Linked DNA regions of Homo sapiens: region 2 is linked to region 1. A link is a loop called in an ENCODE intact Hi-C map of the cell type or tissue named here. Cell type or tissue: K562. All regions are shown on one strand. Each heading gives the region's core, and the rest is flanking DNA. Links, peaks and the distances in the headings are about the cores only.

Region 1 (5,133 bases), core at 1,197-3,696:
TGTGTCAACTAAAAATAAAAGCAAGCCAGGCACGGTGGCTCACGCCTGTAATCCTAGCACTTTGGGAGGCTGAGGTGGGTGGATCACCTGAGGTCAGGAATTTGAGACCAGCCTGGATAATATGATGAAACCCTTCTGTACTAAAAATGCAAAAAATTAGCCAGGCATGGTGGCAGGCGCCTGTAATCCCAGCTACTCGGGAGGCTGAGGCAGAAGAATCTCTTGAACCCGGGAGACAGAGGTTGCGGTGAGCCGAGATCGCGCCACTGTACTCCAGCCTGGGCAACAAGAGTGAAACTCCATCTCAAAAAAATAATAATAATAATAGTACCTACTTCACCGATTTGTTAGGGATAAAATGACCATAATGTGCTTAGAAAAATGCCTAGCACTTAGTATGCAGTGAATAAAAATTAACTGTTATAGCTGTTGTTTTTTATAATCAGGATAACCATTATCATGATTCCAAGTTCAACAGAAAGTAGTTTAGTGTGTACTTGTAATCTTTTTCTGTTGAGCTGTAATAACTTAGGGTTTCGTTTAGGACAGAATGTGACAAGAGGAAATGTATTCAGGAACATGTTTGCACAGCTTGCATTTAAGATGATGTTAACACATTATTATTTTCATATACAAAAGTTTAAAAATTAGAAGTAAAATAGTGGCCCCTCTATCAGATGGACACAGCCGTACTCACAGGGAAAGACCACTACTATAGGAAGTTAATCATCCAGTCATTCTGTCTCCTGCTCTGATAACAAAGGATTTTGCTGTATTTCCTGACAAGGCATTGCAAGATTCCAGACTGGCACTGCAGCCCTGCATGCCAAAATGAGTTCAGAAACCAGGATGGGGAGGCAGAAATGGGAGTGTGAAGGAGCAGGTTTCAAAGAAAAGATTGCCACGCCTCGTGGAGATTCATTTGCAAGTGCTGGGCCATGCCTGCCGGTGGGGCTTGTGGGATCACACTAGAAAGTCTGTAGACTTGTTGGAATTTAGAGTGTGTGTGTGTGTATGACTGGCGTAGATGTGGAATGACCACTAACTTTATTGAGCTCTTGCTAATGCCAGGCACTATTCTGAATGCTCCATATGCAATGTCACATCAGCATCAAGGCATGGGTCCGTTATCCCCATTTTACAGATGAGAAAACCAAGACAGAGCAAGTTTAATGATGTCTCCCAGGTCACCAAGTTCTAAGTGTGGATTTTGGAAATGGTTGCCGTCAATTGGTCTCCGAGCCCAGGCTCAGCCACTGTGGCTACACTTGTGGGGATGGCTGTGCATTCTGTTTGCCAGGCAGCATCTAGATGATACTTTTGTCCCAGAGTAAATGTAAATAGTGCCCCCTTAATTTTGGATGTGAGTTTATGTAGTGTCCCTTACTGGATTACCCCAAGGCTTGGTGATTACGTGATTTAGATCATTTAGTAACTGGCTCTTTTTTCATAATGACTGGTTGAATTGAATGGAATTCTCTCAACATCTTACCTCTTTTCTTCCTTCCCTTTTTTTTTTTTTTTTTTTTTAAAGAAATGGGGTCTCGCTATGTTGACCAGACTGCTCTTAAACTCTTGGCCTCAAGCAATTTTCCCATCTTGGCCTCCCAAAGTGCTAGGGTTATAGGTGTGAGCCACTGCTTCTGGCCTCGTCTTATTTACATACTGTCTCTTTCACAAATGGATGTGTGTATTCCTTACTAGTTTATGAGATATGATCTTCCTTTTTAAGAGTTCTTTATACTTTTCAGAGCATTTTCATACACTCTGAGAGTCTCATAACATGTATTTTTATCTCTTTTTAAAGATGAGGAAAGGACTGATGCTTAGAGACGTTGAATAACATAAATAAAATCCCAGCAAACATTTAGTATGCCTTGGCCGGGTGCAGTGGCTCACCCCTGTAGTCCCAGCATTTTGGGAGGCTGAGGCAGGTGGCTCGCTTGAAGTCAGGAGTTTAAGACCAAGCTAACCAACATGGTGAAACCCTGTCTTTACTAAAAATACAAAAATCAGCCCGGCATGGTAGTGGGCGCCTGTAATCCCAGCTACTCAGGAGGCTGTCTCAGAAAAAAAAAAAAAAAAAAAAAAAAGGTTGAGTTCCAAAACTAAAGAAATCTCTGACATGTTCTTAAGCTTTCTCTCGTCCTCCCACTTAACGTTTCTTTGGATGGAGCATTAATAATCCTCTTAAGCAGGCCTGTCAGGGACTTCACACAAACGTCAGTGTCTGCTTAATGGGCTGTGGATTTAGGAACTTCATGTCTCCTGAAGCTCTTAAGACCTTTAAGCACATGTTACTCCTTTCATTAAAGAATTAAGACACTGCGTGGCCTACTGCCAGGGAGTGTTCAGAGCTTAGGAGGTATAGGTCATCTGTGGACCATCTTCACAGGGGAATACATTTGAAAAGCCAATCTGCTGCTCCACCTGTCTAGTGAAGGTGGAATGAGGAAGCCTTTTCCTTGTAATTGCAGTCTGGCTGCTTCAGCTTTGCTGAGAACACATTTGGATCATAGAGCACTCTCTAATACCCCCAGACACTGAAAATGGTTCCATTTTATTCAGTAATGGCTAGTCACTAAATGCAAACAATGTTTATCTAATGGGTATCGTTCCCAGTCTCATTCCTATTTCAATTCCTGTGGTTAATAAGCTAACATCTTATCAATAAGCTAACATCTCCAAAAGTGGGTTCTATTGAACACTTGTTCTATAGAAATTCATATATGTTACTTCTGGGATTGTATCAGTATAATTTGTTATAATAGAGTAACTTGTAAGCATGGTATTTCTAGTATTTCATGTGACTTGGTGATATGGTATGGCTGTGTCCCACCAAAATCTCATCTTGAATTGTAGCTTCCATAATTACCACGTGTTGTGGGAGGGACTCAATGGAAGTTAATTGAATCATGGGAGCGGTTTCCCTCATGCTGTTCTCATGGTCGTGAATAAGTCTCACGAGATCCGATGGTTTTATAAGGGGAAATCCCTTTTCCTTGGTTCCCATTCTCTCTCTTGCCTGCCACCGATGTGCCTTTTGCCTTCTGTCATGATTGTGAGGCCTCCCCAGCCACGTGGAACTGTGAGTCCATTAAACCTCTTTTTCTTTAAAAATTACCCAGTCTTGGGTGTGTCTTTATCAGCAGCATGAAAATGGACTAATACACTCAGTCTTCCTTTTTTTCTTCTTGAGTACTTTCCATGATTCTGGTTCATTTAGAGTCCCACTCTAAAGAGGTATTTCCTGAATAACAAAACATGAATTTGTATTGAGGGAGAAAAATAAAATGGCTTACTTCTGTCCATTACTCAAGGGTGGGTGTCCTTCTTAATTTATGACTTGTACATTACGGAGTCCATACATGTGAATTAAAAACCTGGATAGACATCTTTGCATTTAATGTGAGAGACCCATCAAGGACAGCAAAACTCTGCTCCTTGGGACACAGTAGCCACATCGTTGGAAGAATTTGATAGGGTTACCCAAGGTTTCCTAAAGCATTTTTGTCTAACATTAGTTCCTCAAATGGCTTTGAGAAGAAACAAATCCTTGGACAAGTTATTTTGAGAAAGAATAATTATAAAACCTTTCTTTGGAGATTCACAGTGCTAAAAGCTCGGAGACGTCCTGCAGTAATAAATCCTGTAAAACTTTGGCTTGTTGTTCCCTAAACTTACTTGATGACAGAATTCTAGGTTCAACATATGTTAAGATCCCTAGAACAATAAAGTATACAGTAACATTTTAAAGTATACACTAACATTTTCAGAAATGTCAGTATGTACTCTATTGTTCTACCACAACGGTTGATGAACATTGAGTTTAATGATTGGCATTAACCACTGGAAAACAATTTGAAAGGAAATGAGGCTGATACTGTAGCTATTACCATTTTCTTTGCTCTCCTGTCATGTGATGGTACTGTCCTTTACTCATAATTTGCCATCCATATTCTTTTCCATTTCTGCTTTACTGTTAAGAGTGAGGACTTATTGGGGAGAACACTAAACTCAAATCCACTTATTTCATCAATCTTTCAACTAATTATTTCTTTTCTTTCTTTCTTTCTTTTTTTTTTTTTTTGAGATGGAGTCTCACTCTGTCACCCAGGCTGGAGTACAGTGGCACGATCTCGGCTCACTGCGACCTCCATCTCCTGGGTTCAAGTGATTCTCCTGCCTCAGCCTCCCGAGTAGCTGGGATTATAGGCGTGCGCCACCACGCTCAGTTAATTTTTGTATTTTTAGTAGTGGAAGGGTTTCACCATGTTGGCCAGGCTGGTCTCAAACTCCTGACCTCAGGTGATGTGCCCCCCTCGGCCTCCAAAAGTGGTGGATTACAGGCGTGAGCCACTGTGCCCAGCCTCAACTAATTATTTCAAAGCCAGGGATTGCATTCTGCTCTAAGCAACAGAAACCAGCTACACTGACAATGACGTGAGTTAATTTTTCTCATTTAACAGGAAGTCCAGAGGCTGGTACAGCACCTCAGAAATGCACACAGCTCTACTAACTTTAATGTGTGTTCATGTCATCTTCATGATCTCAGGATAGCTCTATCATTCCAAACATCGTATCCATATCTGTGGTACAAACTGGAAGAAGGAAAAAGGAGGAAGGGCAAAAAACCACAGGCTTCTGTCAGCTGAATTTGTACCTTCTTTTATCAGAAGAACAACAGTTTTCTTGGAAGCCCCACCCAGTAATGTTTACCTACATCTCCTTGGCCAGAACTGTGTTTAATGGCTACCCGAAGCTGCAGAGAGGACTTTGGAAAATAGAGTTTTTAGCCCAGCACATTGCTTCCAGGAAAACCAGTGTTCTGTTAGCAAGTAGCACTCGATGTATCCCAAAACCATCATTGAATTAGTCCTTTTTAAACAGAGGTCCATGTTTTGGTCTTCACTGAATCTAGATTCAGATTAACGCTGCAGATATTTACTGAGTGCTTTCAGTCATAAACCAAGCACAGTAATTGCATGGAGGAATGTGTATGGCAAATTACACCGTCTGCCTTCAAGGTAATCACAATCTAAATAGAAAAGCAGAGAAATAGCTACACAAATAACTCCAATAAAGTTTAATAAGTATTATATATATGATCTTAGAACTGATTATTGGACTAAT
Region 2 (5,133 bases), core at 1,484-3,983, 120 kb before region 1:
ATGGTTGTATGGAAACAACACTTATTTATCACCTAAGTAAATTTGCAGACAGAACATAGCTAAAGATTAAATATGATTAGGATATCTAAACATGATACTAAGAACAATTAGAGAAAATTAATCCAGACTTCTTGGAAAGCTTGTAACCTTTTCATTTGGGACACATGTGTTTCCTTTGATTTTTAAAATCCTGGCCCGGTGCAGTGGCTCATGCCTTAATCTCAGCGCTATGGGGAGGCCAAGGTGGGCAGATCACTTGAGGCCAGGAGTTTGAGACTAGCCTGGCCAACATGGTGAAACCCCATCTCTACTAAAAATATTATTTAAAAAAATTAGCTGGGTGTGGTGGCAGGCGCTTGTAATCCAGCTACTCGGGAGGCTGAGGCGGGAGAATCGCTTGAACCAGGGAGTCAGAGGTTGCATTGGGCCGAGATCACACCACTACACTCCAGCCTGGCGACAGAGCGAGACTCAGTCTCAAAAAAACAAAACAACAAGAAAACCACAAAACTTTCAGAATTCTAAAAACATTGACCTGGGTTATCTGGGATAAAATCAAAACAACTGTGAAGCTCTACTGACCTAAGCCCATGAAAAATTTGCCAGACTAGTATCATTTTTGTCCAATTGTCTATGTTATTTCAAAAAAAAATTCTTTAAACTTCTGTCTTTCTCTTCGAGAAAGCAGCATTGGTGCATGCTTATTTTGATAGGATTCCACCTACACTTTCTTCCTCACCGACATTTTCTACTGTTTTTATAAAGTAGATAACACTGACTTTTCTACTGATTTTTATAAATTTGATTTACTTATATTTTATCCAATGATTGGGTTTAGTACTTATTTTAATTTTTGCTTTCTAAATATATATATATATTTGAGGGCAATAGAGAATAAAGTACAATTACTTGATGTCAACCTTTGAGAACCACAGACAAGATTTATTACAACATCCTTTTAGGCCAGTGAATGATCACAGCTTGTAAAAAGTAGAAACTTGGGCTTTTCTGATTATCAGTTATATTTTTCAAGGGTGTTTGTTTTATAAGAATTAGGGCGATGGCTACGATATGAGCTGCTGTAAGAGAAGGAAGAGAGTTGATGGAGCTGATTTACTCTAAACTGAATAATTAGTTCTTGGCTAATATACTTTAAAATTAACCTTATTGAGAGGTGTGGGTGTGTGTGGGTGTGGGTGTTCAGAGACAGGGTCTCACTCTGTCACCCAGACTGGAGTGCAGTGGCATCATCATAGCTCACTGTAACCACGAACCTCCTGGAATCAAGCTATCCTCCTGCCTGAGACTTCCAAAGTGCTGGAATTACAAGCATGACCCATTGTGCCTAGCTGAGGTGTAAATTTATCTACGATAAAATGCACCCATTTTAAGGGTACACTTTCTTGAGTTTTTACAGTTGCATATGCCTGATTAACCACTATCACCATTAAGATATAGAACATATTGGCCAGGCATGGTGGCTCACGCCCGTAATCCCAACACTTTGGGAGGCTGAGGTGGGCGGATCACAAGGTCAGGAGTATGAAACCAGCTTGGCCAACATGGTGGAACCCTGTCTCTACTAAAAATGCAAAAATTAGCAGGGCGTGGTGGCGCGTGCCTGTAATCCCAGCTACTTGGGAGCCTGAGGCAGGGGAATCGTTGGAACCCAGGAGGCGGAGGTTGCAGTAAGCTGCGATCACGCGCAGCACTCCAGCCTAGGCGACACAGCAAGACTCTGTCTCAAAAAAAGAAAGATATAGAACAAATCTATCCTACAAATCTCAAATCTCTTGGGGCCCTTTTGTGGTCATCGGTAATATATTTCTTCATATTGTAAGACCTTATCTATCCATGTTACTTCACATGATGCTCTTCTATTTTTATTTATTTATTTTTTTTGAGTTGGAGTTTTGCTCTTGTTGCCCAGGCTAGAGTGCAACGGCACGATCTTAGCTCACTGCAGCCTCTCCCTCCCAGGTTCAAGTGATTCTCCTGCGTCAGCCTCCCGAGTAGCTGGGACTACAGGCGCCCGCCACCATGCCCAGCTAATTTTTGTATTTTTAGTAGAGACGGAGCTTCGCCATGTTGGCCAGGCTGGTCTTGAACTCCCCACCTCAGGTGATCCGCCCACCTCGGCCTCCCAAAGTGCTGGGATTACAGGCATGAGCCACCGCACCCAGCCTTTCACATGACACTCTTACTCCCTCACCTCACTTCCATTGGTCACAACATTTAAAGGGAAGCAAAATTATTTGATGACTAGACCTGCTGGTTATGTAATTATAATCATATAGGATAAACAATTATCTTTATGCACTTTGAGTTTACAGTGTAGTGGGGGAGGGGACAGACAGATCTGAGTCTAACGGGCTGAATCAGATGCATCTGAGTAAGAAACTTTGGGGCTGGCTGATAACATCAGTTTGATTCTATTCATTGCATTGTCATTAATAAGCCAGAACTAATTGGAGAAATAAAATTTGAGTCAAGCATGAGGAAGATTCCAATTAAATGGAAAGGTGTAGATTGGCTGTGTTACACCTCCAATGTATGGAAGCTCAGAGGAAAGGGAGAGAGAGAGAGAGGACCACAGGAATTTGTCTGGCCAGAGTAGATATAACAGAAGTACTCTGTGGTTGAGCTGCCTCCGGGTGCCTGTGGATGTTGTCCAGACTCAGCCTTACTTGCACACAGCCCCCACACCAGCATCAGCTGTTCCTGAGGGCAGGGCCGGTACAGATGGTTGTGTCCTGCCCCACCCTCTTTCAAGTGGAGCCTCTCTGGCTGCTGCCTCTTCCTGGCTGTGCTCATCTCTGTGGTCCGTGTCATCTGTTCCCTCCGTTGCTACTTGCCTGCACAAATTTTCTCCTCGCTCTGCTTTTTTAACGGTCTCCCTTATGACTTATTGCTTCTTCTCCTCAGCCTTTGCAGCAAAAGCTTGACCTTTTATGGACATTTCAAGCCTGTTCTTCAATTTATTACCATGTTTTTTTTTTCTTTGTTTTTTGAGACGGAGTCTTTCTCTGTCATCTAGACTGGAGTGCACTGGCGCAATCTCAGCTCGCTGCAACCTCCACCTCCTGGGTTCAAGTAGTTCTCTTGCCTCAGCCTCCCAAGTAGCTGGGATTACAGGCACGCCCCACCACGCCCAGCTAATTTTTGTATTTTTAGTAGAGATGGGGTTTCACCATGTTGGCCAGGTTGTTCACGTGATCCACGCGCCTTGGCCTCCTAAAGTGCTGGGACTACAGGCATGAACCACCACACCCAGCCTATTACCATATTTTCAGTGCACCTAAAATACCATCAATTATAAGACACATTGGTATGTAGGTGCCACACAAAAGAAAAACCATTGCCCGTTGAACTATTAAACCTTGATTGTCAAATGTATCCCAATTCTGAAATTTTAAGATGTGGAAAATAGACAATGTTGCCAACCAAACACTAAGCACCCTAGAATACAGAGGAACACAGGGCTTAGGTGAGAATAAGAGAAGAATTTGAAACTAGAGGTAAGACGCCTGGTGTGCGCTGCAGTCTATGTCGTTGCTGGAGGTGGACATCTTACTTGGCTGGAGGATCCTAGAAGCCCATGCAAACAGGAAAATAACTGTTATACAATTGTATATAAGAAGAAAACAAGCTAGTTGCTCAAAAAGAACATAGCTATTCTATTTACTAAGCCCTGGGTGAAGGATCTTTCTGTCCTTTTAGTGTTATTTAGAGAACAATATCTTCAATAACATCTCTACTATAAATACAGTCACTGGGCTGTTTTGTTTAATGTCAAATTTATGGTAGTCAGTTGGTAAAATATTAAAAGTTCAATTTGACTCTACATGGTCCAACCTAATTCGGGGAGAATATAAAGGGCTTACAATATGCTTGGTGCTTGTTGGGCCAATTTTGGGGTGGTTTTAGGTCCCTTTCATGCTGGGACATGATTTATTGCCTATCTTAATAACTTATTTATTATCCCACATCAGTTGCTACCTTCCACCTTTGGAATCCCAGCTCCTTTCCAGGTCCCCTTACCAGCCCACACTAGTGAAGTCCACCTCCTTGCCAAGTCCAGATCTCATTAAGCTGCACATCCCAGTTTCCACTTCCGTATTTTCTCCAGTTTGAAGTGCTCTTTTAGCCTCCTCTCTGCAAACTCACATTCATTGGTTCCTTTTGGATGTTTCAGCATACGTCTTCCTTTAAGAATCTTTCTCTGACCCTTGGCTTAACATTAAGCCCCTGTAATATTATGTAGATAATTTTAACCATATTTTTATGTACTTGTTAATCTGCTGTTTAATACTTTTTTGAACTGAAAGATGCTACGCTTCTTGAAAGGAGGCTTAGTTTCTCCTACTGTGGATCTTGAAAGGGGTCTAGTGCAGTGTTCGGTACTCAATTCGTGCTCAAAAACAATGAAAGAATGAATGATACGTTATACTGTGAATTCACTCCTTGATGACGAAGTCAGTAGGGGCTTCTTCCCAGCTCATTTCACTTTTACTTTGCTGTTTCTCCTGCACTACTATATGATAGACACCACAATTCTTTACATTCCTTTATTCTGCTGGGAATATACCTCTGAGGAATGACATATAAAAATATTTCTGAAACATTTAAAACCCATGGTCCCTTTGGATCAACTTAAAAATCTCACCTCCTCCTGAGAGATGATGCTCTCGATATATCCCCTGGGTAAAGGAAGGAGCTGCCCTGTACCCCAACCCCAACTATAACTGATATAAGAGGATCCCTCTTTGGGTAATAGTATTGAAGGTTATTACCCCAAAATGGTCACTGATTTGTTAGCCAGGCTGATCACATTCATAAATGCATAGTTAATACATAGAAAGAGATACCTATTTGTGGGGAGAGTTTGCTTAGCAAAAACATCTTGGTTTTAAAGTTTAGCAGTGTTATTTTTAGTTATAATTCATTTGTTAAGTTTAGTCAACAAACATTGGTGCCCAGAGGCTGGTCCATTAGTGTTTCCAGTTAAGGCAAAATCCAAAATTATTTTTTATACTCGCTCTCTTTTTGCTACTCTCAAAGAATGTTTACTTTTTTTTAGTTACTAAAGAGTGATTTTCCCTTTGACTCATAACCTTTTTTTATGATTTTACC

Evidence for each region. Hi-C counts contacts between places; a loop is a spot of excess contacts. Peaks named below come from ENCODE experiments on the same cell type or tissue, not always from the same donor. Only the 100,000 strongest peaks of a DNase experiment are listed, where the experiment ranks them.
Region 2: a loop joins it to region 1, with 2.0 times the contacts of the local background. A loop is called at or near these places in 2 of 110 quality-filtered maps.

Annotation. Positions count from the first base shown.
Region 1 is chr6:17,843,002-17,848,134 of GRCh38, reverse strand. The region is part of intron 9 of KIF13A (kinesin family member 13A); the gene reads left to right. Among named protein-coding and RNA genes, the nearest start is that of NUP153-AS1, 140 kb to the right of the region's middle. In K562, for the core only: a CTCF peak has its summit at 2,436; a DNase peak (open chromatin) is centred at 2,394.
Region 2 is chr6:17,960,188-17,965,320 of GRCh38, reverse strand. All of the region lies in intron 2 of KIF13A (kinesin family member 13A), which reads left to right. Among named protein-coding and RNA genes, the nearest start is that of KIF13A, 25 kb to the left of the region's middle. In K562, for the core only: no CTCF peak of the experiment used is centred there; a DNase peak (open chromatin) is centred at 2,700.